2 separate regions of the Mus musculus genome follow, and region 1 is linked to region 2. Evidence: chromatin contacts called from ENCODE Hi-C data. All regions are on one chromosome and are shown on one strand. The core of a region is the stretch at or near the end of the contact, and the rest is flanking DNA. Distances in the headings are between cores, read along the strand shown. Region 1 holds the start of Taf4 (TATA-box binding protein associated factor 4). Region 2 overlaps Plcg1 (phospholipase C, gamma 1).

Region 1 (4,335 bases), core at 1,725-4,224, about 19 Mb before region 2:
AAAAACTTTTCAAAGTGATCTTGGAATTTGGTAGGTCCCAAATCCAGGAACTGGTATCACTAGAAGATGAGAGGTACCAGCTATGTGAAAGGCTGACAGGATGGAATGAGCCTATCAAGGCTAGCATGTGCAACACAAGATGCTCTGTCAAAACAAAATAAAGGAGAGACCATAGCCAGGTGAGTCCAGAGATGGCTGAAGCTACCACAAGGTAAGGGTGCCTGACACAATCACCCAGAAAGCAGGAACCAGTTTGAGGTCTCCAGCTACCATCTAGTGTGCACTCTTGCCTGTGTCTCTGTCTGTCTGTCTGTCTGTCTCTCTGTGGTGCGTGCATGTATGCATGGAGGTTAGAGGTCAGCATCAGGTATACAGGTGTATTCCTCAATCATTCTTATTTTTTGAGACAGGATATTTCACTACACTTTCTGGGCCAGTGAGACCCAGGAATACTGTGATCCCCACCTCCCCATAGCTGGGATTACAGATGCATGCTGCTATACCCAGTGTTTTCATGTGGGTACTGGGATTCAACTCATATCCTATCATTTCACCAAGCGAGCCATCTCCTTATCCCTCCGCTTTGCCTTTTTTTTTTTTTTTTTTAATTAAACATCTTGTGCTGGTGAAATGGTTAAGCAGATAAAAGTAGTTGCCATATTAGCCTGATAAAAATTTGATCCCTTAAACCTATGGTGGCAGGAACCTACTTGCAAAAGGTTGTCCCCTGTTTCTACAAAATGGGTGTTTTATTTATACTTTATATTTAATGATTCTTCCTTTTCTCTTTTAATGCTAGTTCAAACTATGAAAGTCATAATGGCCTATGGCAATGTATCAAAGGGAGAGACAATTTAAAGAAAATTTGTTCTTCAGTCTCCAGAGTGACAAAGGTTAAGGCTTTAATAGTGTCTACTGCCCCTTGCATATAGATTTTGAGGAGGGGAGGAGACTTTTTAGCTCCACCCACTTCAGTCTTAAGAGCTCTGCACTTGAAAACAGCTACCTGAAAGATGTGTGGCTCCCACACTGGGCTCTGCAGCAAGGAATGAAGGGACTGGTGGGCACAGACCCTAAACCCTGCACCTGTAACTTAAGTCTTGGTGGCTCAGGGGCTGTGTCATTAGCAGATGCTTAAGAATGGAAGGAGGCTGTGTACCGTGGTACCAAGAGGCCTGTGAGCTCCAGAGCCTGGGCTTTGCTATGGCTCTCATTGTTGTGCTCCCTGTCACCTAATGGCTTCGGGGTACAGGCTACTGTACACCTAACTGGTGGGTCCCATTAACCGGCATCAAGAGGATTAGCAAGAACCTTCTGATCCTTTGGTCCACTTTAAAATCTTCAAACCATTATCAAGAGTAAAGAATTCTGTGACTTGTGGCTGGGGGCTGTGACTAAGTAGTGTCCCACTCACTCAGGATGATGCTCTTGGCCCTGAACGTGTTCTCCTGTGTCAAAAGAAGACTCGTGGGTTTTATTTACAACTGTGAATTTCTGTTCCTTCTAGTGTGTGTCAAGCCTATACTGGCTTCTAGCACCCAACCTGCTTCCTCATTGTCTCTTTCTTTTTACTGGCTTTCCAAATCTGGAGGCTGATGTTCAAGAACAAAATTTCTGTTATTTAAGGATTCCCAAGCACACTTTGCAAGTGAGGGCACTGTGGGGTTTGTTTGTTTGTTTTGTTTTTTGGCTTCAAGGCGCACAGTTCCTTAGGTAGACTATTGCTTAGAGGACAGCTGGGGTAGGGTGGGGTTTGTATAGTAGTTATATAACTCATTTAGTTTAAAAGGCTGGGACAGGATCAGCACACAGGCTGAGAGTTTATACTCTGCTTTTGAGAGAATAGTTCTCACCTCACCTTTTTGATACAGGGCCCCACAAGACCCCCAGGCTGGCCTCCAACTAAATGCATAACAAAGGTTGAACTCCTTTTCCTCCTGCCTTCATCTTCCGAGTGCATGGAGGGTGTGTGTGGGTAGTAAAAGCTGGTGGGAAGAGTCTCTTTCAAGGCACGAAAGGAAAAAAAAAAAATTACAGTGTCAAATTCCTCATTCCCCAGTGCTGGATCTGTGCAGACCGTGGCAAGTCTCTTCAGAGGTGACGATGATTCTAGGAAGGTCAGTTGCGTTGAGGTCCCCAACAAGCTTTGCCATCTGGAATTTGTTTTCGGCCTTTTCAAAAAAAAAAAAAAAAAAAAGGAAAGACGAAATCCATAGCGATGTCCAATAAGACGGCCTTTTGGTTAAGAAAACACCCAGAAAGAAAGGGGAGAAATGGTAACGAAAATGTTCCTACAAAGTGCCAGCAAGCATCAGTTTAGAGGATTTACAACCAACCCCCCCCTCCCCCACGAGAAAAGTAAATAAAGAACAAATCAGCTTCCGGATGTCCAGCTTCGTCCGGGGTGTGCACGGCCCTCGTACTAACCGCTGTAAGTCAGGGGAGCTGACCCGTCGTGTCCGCGGCGTCCTCTGCGCACCTCTCCGCCCCGAAAGCGCCTTCGTGCCAGGACTCCTGCTCCTCTCTGACCGCCGGGGCCCCGGGAGCGCCCGCGCAGCTGTCACCGCCCGCCCTGGCCGCAGCCATTTTGGAAGGGTGCAGACAAAGGGCGAACCCCGCAGCCGGCTGCCGCGACCCACCCGGCGCCTAGAGCCGCCGCTCTCCCGGCCCCGCTGCCATTCCCACCAGCGCTCCAACAGCCGACCAGCACCCAGCGCCTAGCCTGCTCCCCGGCCTCTGGCGCTCGCAGCCATTGGCCGCGTCTTTTAAGAGCCCGCCGCAGCCAATCGGAGGCCACAGGGGCGCGGGCGTGGGCGGTGCGTGTCGGCGCGCCTGCGCAGTGGGCCGCCCCTCCCCCCTCCCTGCGCGCCGCGCCCCCGCCCGCCCCGCGCACCGCCCCCCGCCCCGCTGGAACCTCCTCCTGCCCAGGCGCGCTCGGCCGAGCGGCGGCGGCGGCGGCGGCGAGGAGGAAAGATGGCGGCGGGCTCGGATCTGCTGGACGAGGTCTTCTTCAACAGCGAGGTGGACGAGAAAGTGGTGAGCGATCTGGTGGGCTCGCTCGAGTCGCAGCTGGCGGCCAGCGCGGCCCACCACCACCACCTCGCGCCGCGCACGCCCGAGCTGCGGGCCGCGGCCGCCGGCGCGCTCGGGAACCATGTTGTGAGCGGCAGCCCGGCCGGAGCCGCGGGCGCAGGGCCGGCCGCCTCCGCCGAGGGCGCGCCCGCAGCGGCGCCGGAGCCGCCCCCCGCAGGTAGAGCGCGGCCGGCGGGTGGGGGCCCGCGGCGCCCGGGCTCCAGCTCACCGCGCCGCTTGCTTGTCCCCGCAGGGCCCGCGCCGGCGCCCGCCAAGCTGAGGCCGCTGCCCGAGGCCAGCGCGGGGCCCTGCCCCGCCGCCGCTGCCGCTGCCGCCGCCACCGCCGCCGCCGTCGCGGGGCCGGATCCCGCCGCCGCCGCCCCACCCGCCGGCCCCGGCGCCTCCAAGCCCGGCCCGCCTGGCCCGCCCGGCCCCGGCGCCGCGCAAACTTTGAATGGGAGCGCCGCGCCGCCCACCGCGCCGCACGCCGCACCTGCTGTCAGCCCGGTCAACAACGGGCCCGCGCCGCCGCCCGCCGCCGGCTCTGTCATCCAGGCGGCCCCCGCGCCCGCCGCGCCCTCGCCGCCCGCCGCGCCCGCGCCCGCCGCGCCCCCGCCGCCCGCGCCCCCAGCGCCTGTCGCGCCAGCCCGGCCGCCCGGGCACCCCGCCGCGCCCGCGCCCCCCGTGTCACCCGCTGCCGCTGCCGCCGCCGCCGCCGCTGCCGCCGCCGCGCAGAACGGGGCCGCTCCTGCCCCCGCCGCGGCCTCCGGGGGCGCCGCGGGGTTGGGCCAGCCGGGCGCGGGCGCGCAGGGGGCCAAGGCCGAGGCGCCCAAGCCCGGACCGGGGCCCGGGCCGGGGCCGGCGGCGGCGGCGGCGGCGGCGGGGGTCGCGGGCGGGGGCGCGGCGGGCAGTGTGCTGCTCGGGCCCGCCATGCCGGGCGCGCTGCCGGGGCCTGCGCCCGGGACCCCCGCGGGGCTGGCGAAGGGTGCGGCCGCGGCGACCCCCAGCCTGCCTCGGACGCCGGCGGCCACCACCGGCGCTATCCGGGCCACGCTGACGCCCACCGTGCTGGCCCCGCGCCTGCCGCAGCCGCCGCAGAACCCGACCAACATCCAGAACTTCCAGCTGCCCCCAGGTGAGTGGCAGCGCGCGGCGGGAGGCCGAGGGCGGGTGCACCAGGCTGCCCTGGCGTTCCAGGAAGTTCTGGGCTGCATTCTGGGACCGTGCCCTAGTCGGGTGGCCCGAGAGGCCGAGGGGCGGCCC
Region 2 (4,986 bases), core at 853-3,352:
AGGAAGGAAGGAAGGAAAAGACGGCCCCACAGGGAGCACAGAGTCAGAAGAGCCCTCAGTCACCTAAGGCTCATGTACTCGGTCCATGACTTTTGTTAGTTACCAGACAACTGTCTGCTCTACCCTAGGCCCTAAGATGGGTCCTGGGGAAACAGATCAATGGGCACTGAGTTCCTGCCCTTCAGAAAATCCCAGCCTGATGGAGGAAACAGATGGGGAAGCAGATAACTCTGAGGTCATGCAAAGAATGGAGCAGCAGGGAGACATCTGTGGTGCTCTGTGTGCACAACCTCCCTTCTATTTGGTGTTCTGCTCTTGACTTTTTCCACACAACCTTACCCAGCCTTTCCTGCTTCTTTGTGTGCTAAAGGCCGACCCAATTAAACATGGGCCATGATCCTCTGTCCCTGTGCTCTGCTTTCTCCTCAATGATACTCATGTCCACAGCTTTAATTCCTTCTGGTATATAGACAATTCACAAAACATCTCTACCCTCAAGTGTCTGGCATTACACTTCAACTGCTTACTTCCTATTTCTATCTGTCCATCTAAGAAACGCACACGCACACACACCACACACTTCAAAGCAAATATCTTCTCTTACCCAAAACCCTAGGCTTCTGGCCATGCTCCTCTGGGTATACCAACAATATGAACTGAAAACTTCACAACCACCCATCAATATTCTCTTTTCTCGGGCCTAGCAAAATGGTTCATCAGGAGAAGGCACCGGCTGCCAAGCCTGAACGACGTGAGTTCAATCCCCGGGACCCACGTGGTAGAAGGAGAGAACCAACCCCCCAAGTTGTCTACTGACCTCAAAACATACTCGTTCTGAAGTTTTTTTGATTTCTGTTTCTCGTTAGTCCAACCCTGCCAGCCCAGCTGACTGTTATTCATAATGAGCAGCTGTAAGAAGGACACAAACGAGGAGCGAGAGCTCAGCCATGGAGGAAGGACTGGGTTTGCCCGGTGCTAACAGGCTGTGTTAAACAGCCTGCAGACAGTTCTCAGAAACTACAAAGCACAGAGGATGAGGTCGATGCCTCGGCAGGTGGGGAGGGCAGCAGCAGGAGTGGCATCTGGTGTCCTGTCACTCATCTCTGGCATGTTTGCTACGCATTATTACATCAAGCTCTTAATTAAACCGAGTTGTTTCATTCTTACAACCAATACTGTAAAACAAGTCTTAGGGTTCCCATTCCCCAAGCAAGGACCCTGAGCAGAGAGTGGTTAATGATCCTACCCAAGGTGACAGTTGGCAAGTGGCAGAGCCCCTGGCTTGTGCTCTCTGTGGGAAGCAGCCAAGTCGGAGCAACACAAGGAGAATGGCAGGACTCCAGGCTGCTTTTTTATATGTGTGTGTGTGTATGTACATATACATACATATATATATTTAAATTTTATTATTATTATTTGTGTGTGCGTGTATGTAATGTGTAAGGGTGCACACATCCCATAACACTTGGGAAGGCCAGAGGACAACTATGGGTTCCAATGATCAAAGGTTGTCAGGCTTGCACGGCAAGTATGTTTACCCACTGAATGAGCTATCTCTCAGTTCTATGTGTGTTCTAGGGTGATTTGGCTGTTTTTTTGTAAATTCCTTGAGGACACGAACCATGTCTATCATCTTCACTACTCCATACCTAGCAGAAACTTAACAAGTGTACAAGGAAAAAAAAAACTATAATGAGAGTCTTTTCTCGGCTAACCAACCTGCTCCTGCCAGCAGACAAGTGAGCCCTCACATCCTCAGCTGACTACTGCCTCTCTGCTGCCCCTCCCACAGGGCAGAGGACAAGCCATGGTCAGAAGGAGAAGGGAAAATCTGGGCTCTCCCTTCCACAAAGCAAACAAAGCAGCTTCAGGCTGAAGAAGAGATAGGAGAGAGGGAGTGGGGCTGGGGAGTTTCCCTTGCCAAAATACTCAGCATATTCTCTTACCACTTGCTTGTACAACAGAAGGTCACAGAGGTTAATTCCCAAGGACAAAGGGAGTCATCAAGTTGGAGACTTGGTGACCACAGACTTATTTCTTTATACCCCAGGAGGCTCTCCTGCTTTGGAGCTTCATGGCCCAGCCCCTCCATAGCACCTGTCACAATCCCTCAGGCCTGCCAGCCAAAGCCACTCCCCTTTTGCTTCCTAGAAAAGCAAAGCCCCAGAGAAAGGTCTAGTCTCTGTCTTCACCTACCTTGTGAGCCCACCCACAGTTCTGGTAAGCACTCACAATTGCCCACCAACATCCATCCATGCTAGGATGAACACCATGTTTCTAGTGCAGGCCAGTTCTCAGAGCAGAAAGCAGGACAACCTCTCAGAAGCAGTCTGGAACCAAGTACCCTCATGTCACTGCTGGACTCAAGAGGCCTGCCACAAAACTGATAAAGTGCCACTGTTACCTTCTGAACCTTCCTGGTAGCTATGCTAAGTGGTCCCAAGAACACAAGCACATTACACTCTTTTACTGTTGTGGATGAGAAAGTGACTGGGGTGGGAAGAGAAAAGCTGCTCCCAGAATGTAAGGCATCAGGTGAGACCATTACGTGGTCTGCAGAGCCTTAGAGAAGGACCATCACTACCTGCACCAACCCCCTAACTTGTCCAAGAAGGGAACTCTATACCCGTGCTGACCTACCACCACCTGAGGCTGAGAAACCTGTGGGCTAACAGATAACAGAGGCTTTCCTCTGCTCTTTCTCAGGCTAACCACTCTATGAACTTAGGCCTGAGGCTGGAATCGCCCCAACATACACTCACATCTACCTGCACAGCCAGAAACTATATTGTCCAGGCCTTACTCTTACCACAGCTATGGCCAAGCCAAGGACTCTCTAACACTCAGGTACACATGTCCCCAAGAATCACTGTATAAGACTTTTAATTCACCCACATCTCCAGGAAGTCAACCCGAAATGAATATCCCACTTGAGCTGAAGGAAGATTAGATCCACAAACAAGTAGTGTATGAGTTCTCTCACTGGTTGGACCAGTGCACTCTTCAGTGTCTGTGTTCTGCTTTACTCCAGTGCTGATGTGTCTGCCAATCAATAGGGGAAGAGCCTATACAGTAAAGGATAGGCTGCCCTGCCAGAGAAAGATCTGGGCCCTTGGGCTCAGCCCTCAGCACTTTAAGTCAGTGCTGTCTCCTGTGAGTCCTGGTTTCCCATCTGCTCTAGATTTCAAACTCCCCAGGATTAAGGACTGGGCCATCTCTTTTTCTTGCTTACCTAACTCCTCTCTGCCAGACCTGGGCTCAATAGAGGAGATGCTAGTCTTCTGCTGGAGAAAGCCTCGCCCATTTACTCCTGAATTTTGCTGAAGCAAGGGCCTCTGGCCAACACGGGAAGGGCAGGAGCCGGAAGGAAGCAGCAGAGCCTATACACAAAGCCTCTATGCGGCTATAAAAAGGAGCCCCTCCCTGCTTCCCCCAGGATGGGTCTGGTTCCTGGGAGGTGAGAGTAAAGTGCGCTACTTGTGCCAGGCACAAAGCCACTACAGCCTCTCAAAGGTAGCCCAGCACTACCTCAGACCTCTTCTTGAAAGGAGAACATGAGAGCACCAAGGGCTGAGCCAGGAATGCAGGTAGAGACTCCTGAGATCAACCCCATGGTGCCCACCAACTCGCCCCGCAGCTCTCCAGCCCTCAGCTCCTGGCCCAGTACTTCTTGCTCTCAAGGGGCCAAAAACAGATTCTCTGGAAGCCTCTAGGAGCCTGGGCTTCCAGTTCTCTAGAGCTGTGGGAGCAACCATGATAAGATGCTATAAGAATCTCTGATTTTGAGGCTACAGGAGAAACACTAAGATCACAACAGATGATGCTCAGGGGGCTCAAGCAAGGCTAAGAGGGACATTATAGAAGGGTTTTAGAGTCTAAATGCTATCTCTCGAAGGTCACACACACTATACCCAGCTTTACAGAGAAACCTTTCTTGTCTAGCCACTCGACTCCAAATCCCTCTCTAGCTTACTCTGCCCACAGTGTCCATTCAGATCTACACTACAGACCTGACCTAGACCACTGAGGCCACCCTCCAAAGACTCTAAGTGATGTGGCTTAGATGGATGGTACATGTAACATAAAGGACAAATGAGCCTTTATGCCACCAATGCGAGGTCGGTTGGGGCCTTTGTCCTTGCAGCATGCCCTCAACCATCCTTCGGACAGAGCAGCCTATGCTTGCTTCCTTCACAGCGCTCACCACACCCTGTAATTATTTGTCTGGCTGTTTCAGCCCTAACTGTATGCTCACTATGAGACTCTACAGTGCTTTCCACAGTGAGAAGCCAGAGCACGCGTGGCACCTTGCTTGTTCAGTGATCCAGTGAGGCCCAAGGAAGCCACAGTTCTTTTTTATTGAGATTTATTTTTATTTTATACATATGAATAGTTGCCTGAACGCATGACTGTATGAGTGCCTACAGAGGCCAGAAGAGGGCATCAGATTTCCTGCTAGGACTAAGGTTACAGATGACTGTGCTGGGAATCACACCTGGGGCCTCTGGAAGAGCAGTCAGTGCTCTAACCACTAAGCCATCTCTCCAGCCTCTCTCCTCCCTTCCTTTTTAAAGAAAGTGGCTAGGCTGGCATGAAGGCAACCTAGTTGAGTGCTACCATACATAAACTGGCAGAAGTAGAGGAAACCCCACCCAGCTAGGTGTGCCCAGCACAGCACCTAGGCCCACCCGACACCTGATGGATGGATATAGGGACACAGAAATGGAGGTACACTGGACTCTGTTATGAGGGGGGCCTGGGAAGGTGCTTCTTGCTGCACCTGGAACCCTGTGACCCTCTCTCTGAAGAGGTACTGATAGGCTGTTACCATGGACTAATAGGGTAAGTCCAGAGATGAGGTGCTCTGGCCTCCACGTTGGACAGTACCTAGCATCCACCTAAGGACCATGCCCAGGATAAGACTGAGAGTGGTATAGCGGCATTGAGTCGAGCTTGTCCATTGATGAAAGCCTGGCCTGGGTAAAC

Evidence for each region. Hi-C counts contacts between places; a loop is a spot of excess contacts on that map.
Region 1: a loop to region 2 is called in a map of T-helper 17 cell, with 6 times the contacts of the local background. The contact joins the promoter of Taf4 here to the enhancer-like site in region 2. A Hi-C loop is called at or near these places in 2 of 37 maps with a recorded cell type or tissue (T-helper 17 cell and regulatory T cell).

What each region holds. Positions count from the first base shown.
Region 1 is chr2:179,975,285-179,979,619 of GRCm38, reverse strand. It overlaps Taf4 (TATA-box binding protein associated factor 4), which reads left to right and starts at 2,974. Exons shown (of 15, transcript NM_001081092.1): 1 at 2,974-4,207. The coding sequence starts at 2,974. 4921531C22Rik (RIKEN cDNA 4921531C22 gene) reads right to left here and starts at 2,767. Exons shown (of 2, transcript NR_033782.1): 1 at 2,428-2,767; 2 at 607-2,171.
Region 2 is chr2:160,736,972-160,741,957 of GRCm38, reverse strand. The region is part of intron 2 of Plcg1 (phospholipase C, gamma 1); the gene reads right to left. Among named protein-coding and RNA genes, the nearest start is that of Plcg1, 8.2 kb to the right of the region's middle. Within about 2 kb of position 2,102, at least 1 of the 3 ENCODE cell types and tissues checked has a DNase peak (open chromatin) inside an H3K27ac peak, as active enhancers do.